Linked DNA regions of Homo sapiens: regions 2 and 3 are each linked to region 1. The links are chromatin contacts, found by Hi-C or POLR2A ChIA-PET in ENCODE. All regions are on one chromosome and are shown on one strand. Each heading gives the region's core, a stretch centred on a gene start or an enhancer-like site at or near the end of the contact. The rest is flanking DNA. Distances are from core to core; before and after follow the strand shown. Region 1 holds the start of OSER1 (oxidative stress responsive serine rich 1). Region 2 holds the start of WFDC3 (WAP four-disulfide core domain 3). Region 3 holds the start of PIGT (phosphatidylinositol glycan anchor biosynthesis class T).

Region 1 (3,845 bases), core at 653-3,152:
CCTCTCTGGAAATCAGTCAGCATTTACGTACACATCACATTTAAGTATACACTGCTGAACCCTACAGGCAGAAATTCATTTCTTTCACAAATATTTACAGAATTCCTACCACGTGCATGGCACTAGAATGAATGCTAGGGATAGAAGCCCAAACTCCATTTCCGTAAGGACTAGAATCTCATTCCTGCCCTCCAAGAGCTTACAATGTAACACTGTGCTAAGAGGCTCTGAACCTACATATGTAACTTTTAATTATACCATGCTGACTTAATAGCATGGCAGGTGATCACCCTAGATGTTAATACAAACTTTACATTCCTGTTGACACACTAAAAGATCTATCATCTAAAAACCAAAACAGGCCAGAATTAAAATCTGGCTACAGACTAAAACTTCAGGAATGAAGTTCTGTCTAAACCATTTTCAGACTTCCAGCATTTTTTTACTACTCACTTTTTTTCTCAGTTATTTTAGCCAAGAGCAAATGAGCGTTAGGCATAACCTTAAGAGCTAGAGAAGAGCATGTTTGTAATTATAAAAGGCTCATTATGCTCCTCTGCATCCCCAGATCCCCATTCAAAGAAAGGGCTGTACAACTAACTCCGGACAACAGATATAATTGGCTTGCCTTTCTTCATTAATATTAAATTTGTGGGAGACAGTCTTGGCGTTTTCACTGCAGTGAACTCGTGAAGTTGAACAATCTCCAAAGAGATGAAACTTTAAAAAGCCTATTCGAAGTTAAAGTCAAATCACACCAGGCAATTTAACTTTGCCTCGGATTTTCCACAACCTTACAAAAATTACAAAGTTCTTCTAAGTTCCTCCATCAAAAGGCCAAATTCCTGGTTTTTTCTTTCAACAAAATGGATGCGTCACAATCTTATTTACATCTTGCCGTTTTAACCAAGACCTCCTTGAATCCCAAGCCTAGGTCTACACTTCCAGGCCCCTGAGAAGACCTAAGAACGATCAAGAAGGGATGCGCGGGTAAGCGTTGTCATCACAACATTAAAGATTTCGAAACTCCCAGACCACCAGAAAGCGTAGAGTATGGGGAAGAAAACCAAACCCAGCAACTCTAAGAGGCAAACTAGACCGGGAGGAAACAATCGGCCCCCAGGACAAAAAGCACATTCACACCTCTCCGTGCAACCCACTCATCCCTTTATACTCGCAGCGCTGCAGCCAAAGCACAAAGTTCTTTCTTTTCACCCAGAGTCTGTGCCTGTCGCGGTTAAACATGAACGGAGGAAAATTCCTAGTCAGAACCCAGAGGGGTAGGACGGGGCTTGGAGTGTGGGGACAACGCCAAGCAGGGAGCTGTCCAGGGGCACTGCCCGCCCGGGGTCTCCAGCTGTGAAGTTGCGCTCCTCGGGAGATTCCTGGGGTCAGAACGAGAGGCTGGAGTCGGAGCGAGGCACAAGGGATGCGGGAGAAGAAAGGAGTGGGGCCGAAGAGGTAGCCAAAGAGAATGGGGCTCCGAGGCGAGAGAGAAAGGACTGGAAGGGGCAAAGGGCGGCCAAGGAGGGCGAAAAGGGGAAGCTGCCGCTGGGCGGGAGACGGCGGAGGAGCGAGACGGGGCGGGGGACCGCGGGAGGACGGGAAGGCGGGAAGGGGAGAGAGCGTGGAGCTCGGAGCTCCAGCAGGCACAGGCCGCGGCAGATAAGGGGGCGCGGAGAGGCCCAGGCCCGGCCCAGGCAGGAGGCGTCGGGAGACGACGCGACCCAAGGCGGGCGGGCCCGGGGAAAACCGCCCGCGGCCAGACCGGCAGTGGAAGCTGAGACGCAGTGCTGCGGCCCCTCCCCGTCACGTCAGGGCACTTACCTCCTCGCAGCTGGGACGCTCCGGTGATGCGGGGCAGTCAGTTCAGAGCGTCTCTCCCAAATCTCGGCACCCGACTGACCCGGATCCAAACCAGCCAAGGGGGCGGCCCGCGCCTCGGGAGTCGCGTTGCGCCTGCGCACTCCGGCATGCACCCCTCCCCCTGCTTATGCTCCTCCCACCCCAGTGACTCGGCAGCGCGGCAGCCGACGACTGCGCAGACGCAGGGCGGCGGCCGCGCCTCTCCAACGCCCCGCACCCGCCCCCCTCAGAAGCACGTGCGCCTTACGTAATTTCCTGTTATTCTTCGGTTTGCCTCCTCCCAGTGGCGTGGATTTGCTCCCGACCCGCTTTTGGGGCGTGCCTGCTTCCTCCTCTCTGTTAGGTGAGTGAGTAGGCGTCATTCTTCACAGTAGTCCTCTGCCTCCACCGCCCCGGGATCTCCTTGCGCTCGGTCCTCTACGTGGAGTCACCTATGCAGAGGAATTCCACGGGGCGGGGGCGAGGACAGGGTGCGGGGGTCTTTATGGCAGACAATCCCCGGCTGAGCGCTTGGCCAGAGTTTCTGTGATGCTAGAATCTGGACTGCCTGCGACCTCTCCGGGACTCGGACACCAGCCCTCGCCTCCTGGTGATCTTTTAGGTCCTGCAGAGAAGTGAAGAGGTATTGGACGTGGCCAGGGTCAATAGTGTGAAGCCAGAATTAGAATTGAATTGAAATGCCTTCGGTTTTGATATCTCTGCTGTTTGTCTTGAGGCAACTGCTTTTCCTCCTTTGGGCCTCTCAGTTTTCCATCTAGTAAGTGAGGAAGTTGAACCTTATCGGTGAATCTCGTGTTTTCAGGCGTAGACTCCTTTGAGAATCTGGTGAGAACTGTAGATCCTCTTGCCAAAGAAATGCACCTACACACCAAATTTTGCAAAAAGATTTAGGCAGTTCACCAAAGGAGATGAATTTTAGGATTCTTTACATTTTTCTGATTCTGAATGTTGCTCAGATGGTAGGCGGGAAAAGGTGATCTGTGCAACAGCTGCCACCCGCTCCATCACCAGGACTGGTTCTGCTGATCTAGCTGTGCCTCTCCTCGCCTGCCAATCTCCAGCTCCACGTCTGCACTGCTCAAAGCTTCGTGAGAACAGATGATTTTGCGCAATTGAGTTGGATGGCGTTGATTGTGGCCCACCCCTAGAGTGAGGGTTTTTCCCTGAACCAAAACTGGCCCCATCCACCGTCATTCCCCAATACCTTAGTTGTAGTCAACTAGATAGGCTGCCGAAGATGGTTTAACTGTGTCCAGCTTAACTACAGCCAGGCTTTGGAATGCCTGGCCTATGTCTGTAAATGAAATCTAACAATTTATTGTATAACGTTGTTAAACATGAAGCATGATGTTGGCCCTGGATAAAACATTTTAAATTCTCGTCGTTCATACCAGAGGCTCAGTAACTGACCGGTTGAAAGAAAACTGTTCATTGTAACCTAATGATGCTAGTTAGATAGCATTAGATTATGTTAGAGATCAGATAACTTGTTCTAGCTGCCTTTGTCCTGTCTCACAGTGCTAGTAAGTCAGGATTTAAACTGCCCTTCTCAACATCTCTTGGACAAGAAAAAGCGGGAAATATGATGTATTTATTTTCTCAGACCTTGCCAAGTGAAATGTATCAAAACCAAACATGTCTTTTTAAGCTGCCACTTCAAAATATAACTTAAGATAAAATCTCATATATCCTTGAGAAGGCCTGGCACGGTAGCTCATGCCTATAATCCCAGCACTTTGGGAGGCCGAGGCGGGTGGATCACTTGAGGTCAGGAGTTTGAGACCAGCCTGGCCAACATGGCGAAACCCTTTCTCTACTAAAAATATGAAAAATTGGCTGGGCATGGTGGCGCATGCACCTATAATCCCAGCTACCCGGGAGGCTGAGGCAGGAGAATCTCTGAAGCCGGGAGGCGGAGGTTGCAGTGAGCCGAGATTGCGCCACTGCACTCCAGCCTGGGCCAACAGAGCAAAACTGTC
Region 2 (3,845 bases), core at 1,160-3,659, 1.6 Mb after region 1:
CCAGCCTGGGTGACAGAGTGAGACTCCATCTCAAAAAAAAAAAAAAAATTCTGCAACCACCTTCCCCTCCTCATACACAAATACTAACATATATCCACCACTGCTAAAGGAGCAGCCATCCTGCAGATAACGAGAGAGAAAGGGTGGGATGATCCTGTTCTCATTTAATGAGTTCTAGGGAAAAGCTAGAACCTCTAGTAAGCCCAACTGGAAGTCCTATCTCCTTGTCCAGAGAGGGTAAAGAAAGCCAGGAAGAATGACCCAGGCCATCCTGAGAATCTATTCATCCAGTCCTGTCCTATAGAGATGATCATCTCCACTTACAAGCAACCTTGCTCTGGGAGAAGGCAGGGGATGAGTTCTCCTCTCCTCTAGTCACTTTCTGTTACTGTTGGCCAGGGATCCCAAATGATAGCTCACCATGTTCTCCTGCAGTTATCCAGGATTCCAGAGACCCAAGAGCAAGAAGTGCCTTCAGAAGAAAGAGGCAGCTTAACATCATGATGATGCTGAGAGTTGGGACAAGAGCTCAGTTCAGGCTAGAGGTGTACACCTTGCCCAGAGTATCAGCTGAGGTATGAGCAGGACTAGGGATGGCCCCAAACCCAGTCCCAAAACCTTCCCTTTCACAATACTCCCCAAGAATATCTTCTCCTGACAAGAAGAAGAGGGATTGGCTGCTGGAGTGTGGGAAAATTCCTGGCACTACCAAAGGGGACCTGTGATGGGAGGATCAAATTCTGTAAGCAATATACACAATATTCCTGGATGATGAGAAACCTAGTGGGTGGCTGGAAAAATGGAGGGGTGGCCATTGGAAAAAGAATCAAAGAGAGCCCTAAAGGGCATTGGAAGGACATGGCTTTAGCCCAAATAACAGAGGGAGGGATTCACGACACTACTTAATGGCCAAAGCTAATAACATAACCAAGCATAATAAAATTGTGGCTCCTGTTCATCCTAGCAACCAAGAAAATACAGAATGGAACAGACCACTCAGAAACTATCAAATAGGCCAAGGCGGGCAGATCACCTGAGGTCAGGAGTTTGAGACCAGCCTGGCCAACATGGCGAAACCCTGTCTCTACTAAAAATACAAAAATCAGCTGGGCATGCTGGTGCATGCCTGTAATCCCAGCTACGTGGGAGGCTGAGGCAGGAGAATAGCTTGAACCCAGGAGGCAGAGGTTGCAGTGAGTGGAGATCATGCCACTGCACTCCAGCTTGGGTAACAGAGTGAGACTCTGTCTCAAAAAAAAAAAAAAGAGAGAAAAGAAACTATCAAAAACCTACAGAAAAGCAGTAGTTGAGTTTGTTAAGAACTAATGAAAAGCACCAAACACCTACATCTTTGTCCCTCTAACCCACACAGGCCATTCTTGGACTGTATGAAGTCTAGCTGGCAGAACCCAAGAGAAGTTGCTATGTATGACTCAAATAGTCTGCCCACATATACCTCCTTTATTTCTTTTTTCTCCATTTCTTTTTTTCTTTATCTGTCCTGGTCATGCCTTTGGTTAGCTGTGATACCTAATGGTGTCCACTGGCACTGCTTAGTCCTATGGGCAGGTACAAGGTAAAACCTCCTTAATAGGATCAAAAAGTTTGGAGCCAGGAAGTCGCCCTTATGGTTAGAAGGCTGATGTTGGCTCATGGAGATAATTAACATTTGATGATGACCTCATATGTGCCTAATATGCTTTTTTTTTTTTTTTTTTTTTTTTTTTTGAGACAGAGTCTCCCTCTGTCCCCCAGGCTGGAATGCAGTGGCGCGATCTCGGCATAATTAACATTTGATGATGACCTAACATGTGCCTAATGTGCTTTTTTTTTTTTTTTTTTTGAGACAGTCTCCCTCTGTCGCCCAGGCTGGAGTGCAGTGGCGTGATCTCGGCTCACTGCAACCTCCGCCTCCTGGGTTCAAGAGACTCTCCTGCCTCAGCCTCCCGAGTAGCTGGGATTACAGGTGCCCACCACCACGCCCGGCTAATTTTTATATTTTTAGTAGAGACGGGGTTTCGCCATGTTGGCCAGGCTGGTCTCGAACTCCTGATGGCAAGTGATCCTCCCGCCTCGGCCTCCCAAAGTGCTGGGATTACAGGCGTGAGCCACCGCCCCTGGCCGAGCATATTAAAATCTAGTTTTCAAAAACTGAACTGCAGGCGCCGCTGTACCAAACGCTTCCCTCTGCTCCCCAACCCCAGCCTACAGAAAACTGGTCCCTTCCTCCTACCCCGCAGTCATCCCCAGGCCTTGGCCCAGCGGGAAACATCCCTTGACTGAACCGCCACTGAACACCCACACTGCACAATCGAGGCGCAGCCCTCCCGAGAGGAAGCCCCAACGACCTCCACCTACAAGGCCTCTAAGTGTAACTGTCCTGGGCGAGGCGCGGCGGTTCGGTTCCCATGGTAACCCCGCAGCTCCAGCGTCGCGCTTCCGGGCGGACGAGCAGCGCGCTCCAGTGACGTCACGGCGCCACTTTCCGGCCGGTGACAGAGTCCAGCGGAGTTGTGGGGGCCGGGGGCGCCATGGGAGCCACTGGCGACGCCGAGCAGCCGCGGGGACCTAGCGGGGCCGAGAGGGGCGGCTTGGAGCTGGGGGATGCGGGCGCAGCGGGGCAGCTGGTTCTTACGGTGAGGGCGCCCCCGGTGAGGTCTGGGCTCAGGCCGGGCACGGCCTCGGGGCTCCTGGGACCCTGGCCCGCGGGCGAGAGAACGCGGAGGCTGGAGCTGCAGAGGGGGTTGGCGTTTTCGCAGCCCGACGACCTGGATTTAAATTCTGGTGCCGCCCTCCTAGCTAGGTGACGTGGGCCATCTCTGTCAACCCCCTGAGTCCCAGGATCCTCTTCTATAAAATGGAAATGATTAGTACCTGTCTCATAAAACTTGTTGTGGGATGGGAAGATAAAGGCGGGTACAACGCCCCGGACATCACCTGACACAGAGTTGACCCTCGGTAAATACTGCTTCCCTTCCTCCTGCCGTGCCAGAAGGCAGGGTCGGGACTTTTAAGGCAGGAAACTTCCTCAGTTCCTCTTTTGTGGAGGAGGCCTTACAACTATCGTCCCACCCCAAGGCGGGAGAGATGGTGACGGATCTGAGAAGCAGGGATGTCCAGGTTTAACTTCATACCCACCCTCCACCTCCACCCCACCCCAGTGTCACAGGCCGCAGTGACATTTGTTCCGTTGGTCCCCACAGAACCCTTGGAACATAATGATAAAGCACCGGCAGGTGCAGCGGAGGGGCCGCCGCTCACAGATGACAACAAGGTAAGGCTGGCCCTGCATGGGGCTTATATCCCAGCCACTGGCTTGCATGGCAGATTTGGGATCCCCAGTGCACAAGGCTATGGAGATCTACAGCCGGTAGAAAGAGCACAGGACTGAGGAAGAGGAGACTCCGATTCTGTAACTCTGTGTGATCTTGAACTAGTCAAGTCACTTCCTTCTCTGAACTCACGTACAAAATGGGGAAGGGCACAGGAGATGGGTTGTGGAATAAACAATACCTAAGATCCCTCACATTCACTGGCTCTGTGGTTGAGGGCTCTAAAGAGGTCAGTTAGCATGGAGTTTAAGAGAACAGGCTCTGGAGTCAGACAACTGTGTTCTCATCAACAGACTCTGATGAGCCCGTTTTCTCAACTATAAAGAGGGATTAATAGTATGCATGTCAGGGAAGGGAGAGAGCACAAGGTGGGCCTTTGGGATGCTGATAGTGGTGAAATGGATGTTCACTATAATTACTCATTAAAGTGTATAGACTTTTCTGTATAAGTATTATATTTCATAAAAACACTTTGGGCCGGGCGCGGTGGCTCACGCCTGTAATCCCAGCACT
Region 3 (3,845 bases), core at 338-2,837, 1.2 Mb after region 1:
GCAGGTGGAAAAACTAAAGCATGACTTTAACTTTGGAACTCCGAAAAAGTCAATAAAAAGACAAGCCAGTAAACAAAGGGGTGAGGGTGCAGAAGACTTTAACAGACCTTTCACAAAAAAATAAAAATTAAATTAAAAAATAAATGGCAAATAAGCACATGAACAGATGCTTAACATTTTTAGTTACCAGGGAAATGCAAATTAAAACCACAATGAGCAAACACTACATACATACCCAAGTGGTCAAAACTAAAAAGTACAAAAAATTAGAAACTTCAAATGCTGACCAGGATGTGGTACAATGGAGACTCATAGTTTATGGAAACATAAAATGATACATTTTGGAGAAAGGTCTGACAGTTTCTTATAAAATTAAACATACACCTGCTCTCTGACCCAGCAATTCCACTCTTAAATACCTGGCCAAAGGATATGAGAAATATACGTCTACAAAGGAGCTTGCACAGACAGCAGCCTTGTTAATAATAACCAAAAACTTTAAAAGTGCCCATCAAGAGTTGAATGGATAAATTAATAATACTACGCAGTAATAAAAAGAATTGTGGATACATGCAAGAACATGGATGATTCTCAAAAACATTCTTCCCATGAGAAAAAAAAAAGCCTTACACAGTATACATACTATATGATTTCATTTATATTTAGTTCTGGAACAGATTAATCTATTGTGGGAAAAAATCAGGGTACTAACTGCCTCTGGAAGGTGATAGAGGAGCAGGGATTGACTAGGAAAGGGTATTGCTAATTTTCTGGGGTTTTAGGAATGTTCTGTATCATGATAGGAGTTCGGGTTACATAGGTGTGTGCATTTGTCAAAACTCAGTGAATGTGTACTTTGGATTTGTGCATTTCACTGTATGTGAATTTTACATCAAAATGCAATCGAATACTGAACTCTAGTTAATTATATGCATGCTTAACTACTTAAAGGAAAGTGTACTAATGTCTGCAATTTACTTTGAAGTGCACCAAAACACAAGATGGAATGATGGATGTATAGACAAATATGTGGTAAAGTACAAGTATAGTATAATGTAAATAGTAGAATCTAGGTGGTGGAAAATAGGTTTATTGTAACAGGTGCTCATTCTTTCAATTTTGTTTGAACATTTTCGTAATAAAAGAACCACTTATTTGGGGGTTTTGCAGCAAATGGAGACACTAGAAGCTAAGAGGGGCAGGAGGTTCCTCTTACTTTGGGAAATGCAAATTAAAACCACAATGGTTTTCCCAAAAGTAATTGATCTTTTTCAGTCAATGTTTCCTCAACTATCAAATGGGTAAAATGGCAGTGAAGGAGCTTCATATTATTAAGCATTTCCTGGTGGGTGGAATACGCCATGAACTAGGTGCGGCCTCAAGCTGGTTACTCGCCCTGCCTACTCCCTCTCGTGTCCTCCCAGTACCCCCTTAGACCCACCAGCTCTGAGGGAATCTTCGCGACCTGCGCAGGCGGTCGCTCTGATAACCGCATCCCGGTTTCCGGGACGACAGCGGAAGTCACTTCTCACACGCCTTTCTTATTGGATACCGGCTTTTCATGGGGCCGAGCGCCGCTGGGTAGGCGGAAGTAGCCGCAGGCATGGCGGCGGCTATGCCGCTTGCTCTGCTCGTCCTGTTGCTCCTGGGGCCCGGCGGCTGGTGCCTTGCAGAACCCCCACGCGACAGCCTGCGGGAGGAACTTGTCATCACCCCGCTGCCTTCCGGGGACGTAGCCGCCACATTCCAGTTCCGCACGCGCTGGGATTCGGAGCTTCAGCGGGAAGGAGGTGAGGGCGCGAGATCTGACCAGGGAAAGATTTCCGTAGTGCCTGCTGGCTGGCCGGCCGTGGGATGAAGGCAAACTTTGGGGGCGGGGCCTAATTCCTGGGTAGAGTTCGGGATCCTGGGTGTGGACCCCGACGAGGTGGGGATCGTCACTCACCTGCTCCCGTTTCCCCAGTGTCCCATTACAGGCTCTTTCCCAAAGCCCTGGGGCAGCTGATCTCCAAGTATTCTCTACGGGAGCTGCACCTGTCATTCACACAAGGCTTTTGGAGGACCCGATACTGGGGGCCACCCTTCCTGCAGGCCCCATCAGGTGCAGAGCTGTGGGTCTGGTTCCAAGACACTGTCACTGAGTGAGTGCACACCTTGGGCCCTGTTGCAGGCCATGGAGGGAATGTGGCTGGGAGAGTGTTGTCATCCTGCCACTGCTCTTGGGGACAGCACTTCCAGTAGGCAGCGATTCCATGGGGGTAGAGCTGGCATTGGAAGTAAGAAATGTTACCACAGATGAATAAACTTCCCAATCCTAAAACTTTCAGACCTGAGGTAGCACATGCATATCCCTGGAGAGGCAAATAGCAAACAATTAATGCTTATTTGGAGGTAAGGCAGTAGAAAACTGGCAACTGGATAACCTTTTAAAAGGCATTCATTAATATTTTTTAAATGATAATAAATACCACGAAAGCCAACCATAACATATCTGTGGGTTACAACTGGCCAACAGGATGCTACATCACAGTGTTAGAGGAACTGCTTTTGTTTGGGAGGGGGCAGGTCTAGTTACTGTGCCTACTACAAACCGCTATTTCCCAGTGGCTGCTGTGGCTATCCTGTTTAGAATAGAACCTTTCTGTGCAGTGGTTGCAAACAGGTCTACATGGGCCACACAGGTAAGGAATGAATAAAGGTATTTTTAAAATTGACAAACACAGGAATGAGAAATATATCTCATTTTCCTCTTAATCCCACTATAAGAAATCAATAGTGCAAGTATGATATAACAAGTTTTAGGGCAATAAAAAGGAGCAGCAGGAATTGTGGCAGGCTAGAGAGTTTGTGTGACATTCTAACGAGGACAGCTCTGCCACTCAGCTTCTATGGATTGTTGCCATGTGGGAATAGAGGCCTAATGTGGTCAGAGTCAAATGTTTCTAAAAATTTTTTGTAGAAACAAGGTCTCACTATATTGCCCAGGCTGGTCTCGAACTCCTGGGTTCAAGCGATCCTCCTGCCTCAGCCTCCCAAAGTGTTGGGATTACAGGCAAGAGCCACCACACCTGGCCTCATTTTTCAAGAGATACCAGAAATCTGGAATTTAATGTGAAAATTGGCAAATTCAAATATCAGCAAGTAATTTAAAAATTTTTTGAGTGCTGTGCGGGTCAATGTTGTGCATACCAAATGAAGCATGTTTATGGTTTGAGTAGAGCTTTCCGGCTTCAAGTTTGCCATTTTTATTTGAGGCTTAAGGATTGGAGCAGTTGAAAAGCTCTGAACATAGAATTATCAAAAGCTCCTGGACAACACTAAGGAATAAGGAATAAGCAGTAACTCCCCAGCTTGCCAAGACTTTCTCTCTTGCCTCAACTCTGGCTCCCCTACCCTTTCCTGTCTACTCTGCTGTCACTGTCTTCCCTCAGCCCGTAATTGCCTGAAATGTGGAGCAAATGCTTAGAATTCTTTCTAGTGCTTATTAAGTTTTATGCTTTCTCTATTACTGAGAGCAAATCTCTTTTGATATTTCTCCAAGAAAAGAACATTAATTTAATTTGATGTTTTTATGAAATCCTAGAACAGTTGTTTTTCCCATGTTCAGTGAGCTTTTTTGGATATAAGACTTCTCACCATGATAGTAGAATCAGGACTTACCTTTATTCCCAGAGTATACACAGGGTAGTATGCATTGTTTTGCCCAGCCCAGCACATTCAAGGAAGATCAGTGAGCTCATTTCAGCTCTGATACATGAGGCGCTTTCCATGGTGTCAGGGGAAGTACATAGATGACCCAGACTGGTCCTTGTCCTCAAGTTGCTTACAGCCTAGTTAGGGAGAAA

What was found. A loop is a pair of places that touch in the nucleus more often than their neighbours do. ChIA-PET counts read pairs that join two places held with the same protein, here RNA polymerase II (POLR2A). Pooled maps may share reads with other maps.
Region 2: a loop to region 1 is called in a map of B cell, with 24 times the contacts of the local background. The contact joins the promoter of WFDC3 here to the promoter of OSER1 in region 1. A Hi-C loop is called at or near these places in 1 of 168 maps with a recorded cell type or tissue (B cell) and 10 of 50 pooled maps. POLR2A ChIA-PET finds 5 or more read pairs at or near these places in 1 of 52 experiments (CD4-positive, alpha-beta T cell).
Region 3: a map with no recorded cell type shows a loop between it and region 1 (20-fold over the local background). The contact joins the promoter of PIGT here to the promoter of OSER1 in region 1. A Hi-C loop is called at or near these places in 1 of 168 maps with a recorded cell type or tissue (ascending aorta), 1 of 37 single-sample maps with no recorded cell type and 11 of 50 pooled maps.

Annotation. Positions count from the first base shown.
Region 1 is chr20:44,208,869-44,212,713 of GRCh38, forward strand. It overlaps OSER1 (oxidative stress responsive serine rich 1), which reads right to left and starts at 1,903. Exons shown (of 4, transcript NM_016470.8): 1 at 1,828-1,903. It overlaps OSER1-DT (OSER1 divergent transcript), which reads left to right and starts at 2,092. Exons shown (of 3, transcript NR_038339.2): 1 at 2,092-2,209. RefSeq lists an enhancer at 1,313-1,932 and silencers at 1,592-1,661, 1,857-2,305.
Region 2 is chr20:45,789,474-45,793,318 of GRCh38, forward strand. WFDC3 (WAP four-disulfide core domain 3) reads right to left here and starts at 2,410. Exons shown (of 7, transcript NM_080614.2): 1 at 2,359-2,410; 2 at 421-509. The coding sequence starts at 502. DNTTIP1 (deoxynucleotidyltransferase terminal interacting protein 1) reads left to right here and starts at 2,481. Exons shown (of 13, transcript NM_052951.3): 1 at 2,481-2,636; 2 at 3,204-3,274. The coding sequence starts at 2,532. RefSeq lists silencers at 2,564-2,833, 3,044-3,183.
Region 3 is chr20:45,414,554-45,418,398 of GRCh38, forward strand. It overlaps PIGT (phosphatidylinositol glycan anchor biosynthesis class T), which reads left to right and starts at 1,588. Exons shown (of 12, transcript NM_015937.6): 1 at 1,588-1,790; 2 at 1,964-2,141. The coding sequence starts at 1,604. It overlaps LOC107985405 (a long non-coding RNA gene), which reads right to left and starts at 3,830. Exons shown (of 2, transcript XR_001754640.2): 1 at 3,661-3,830; 2 at 1-2,264.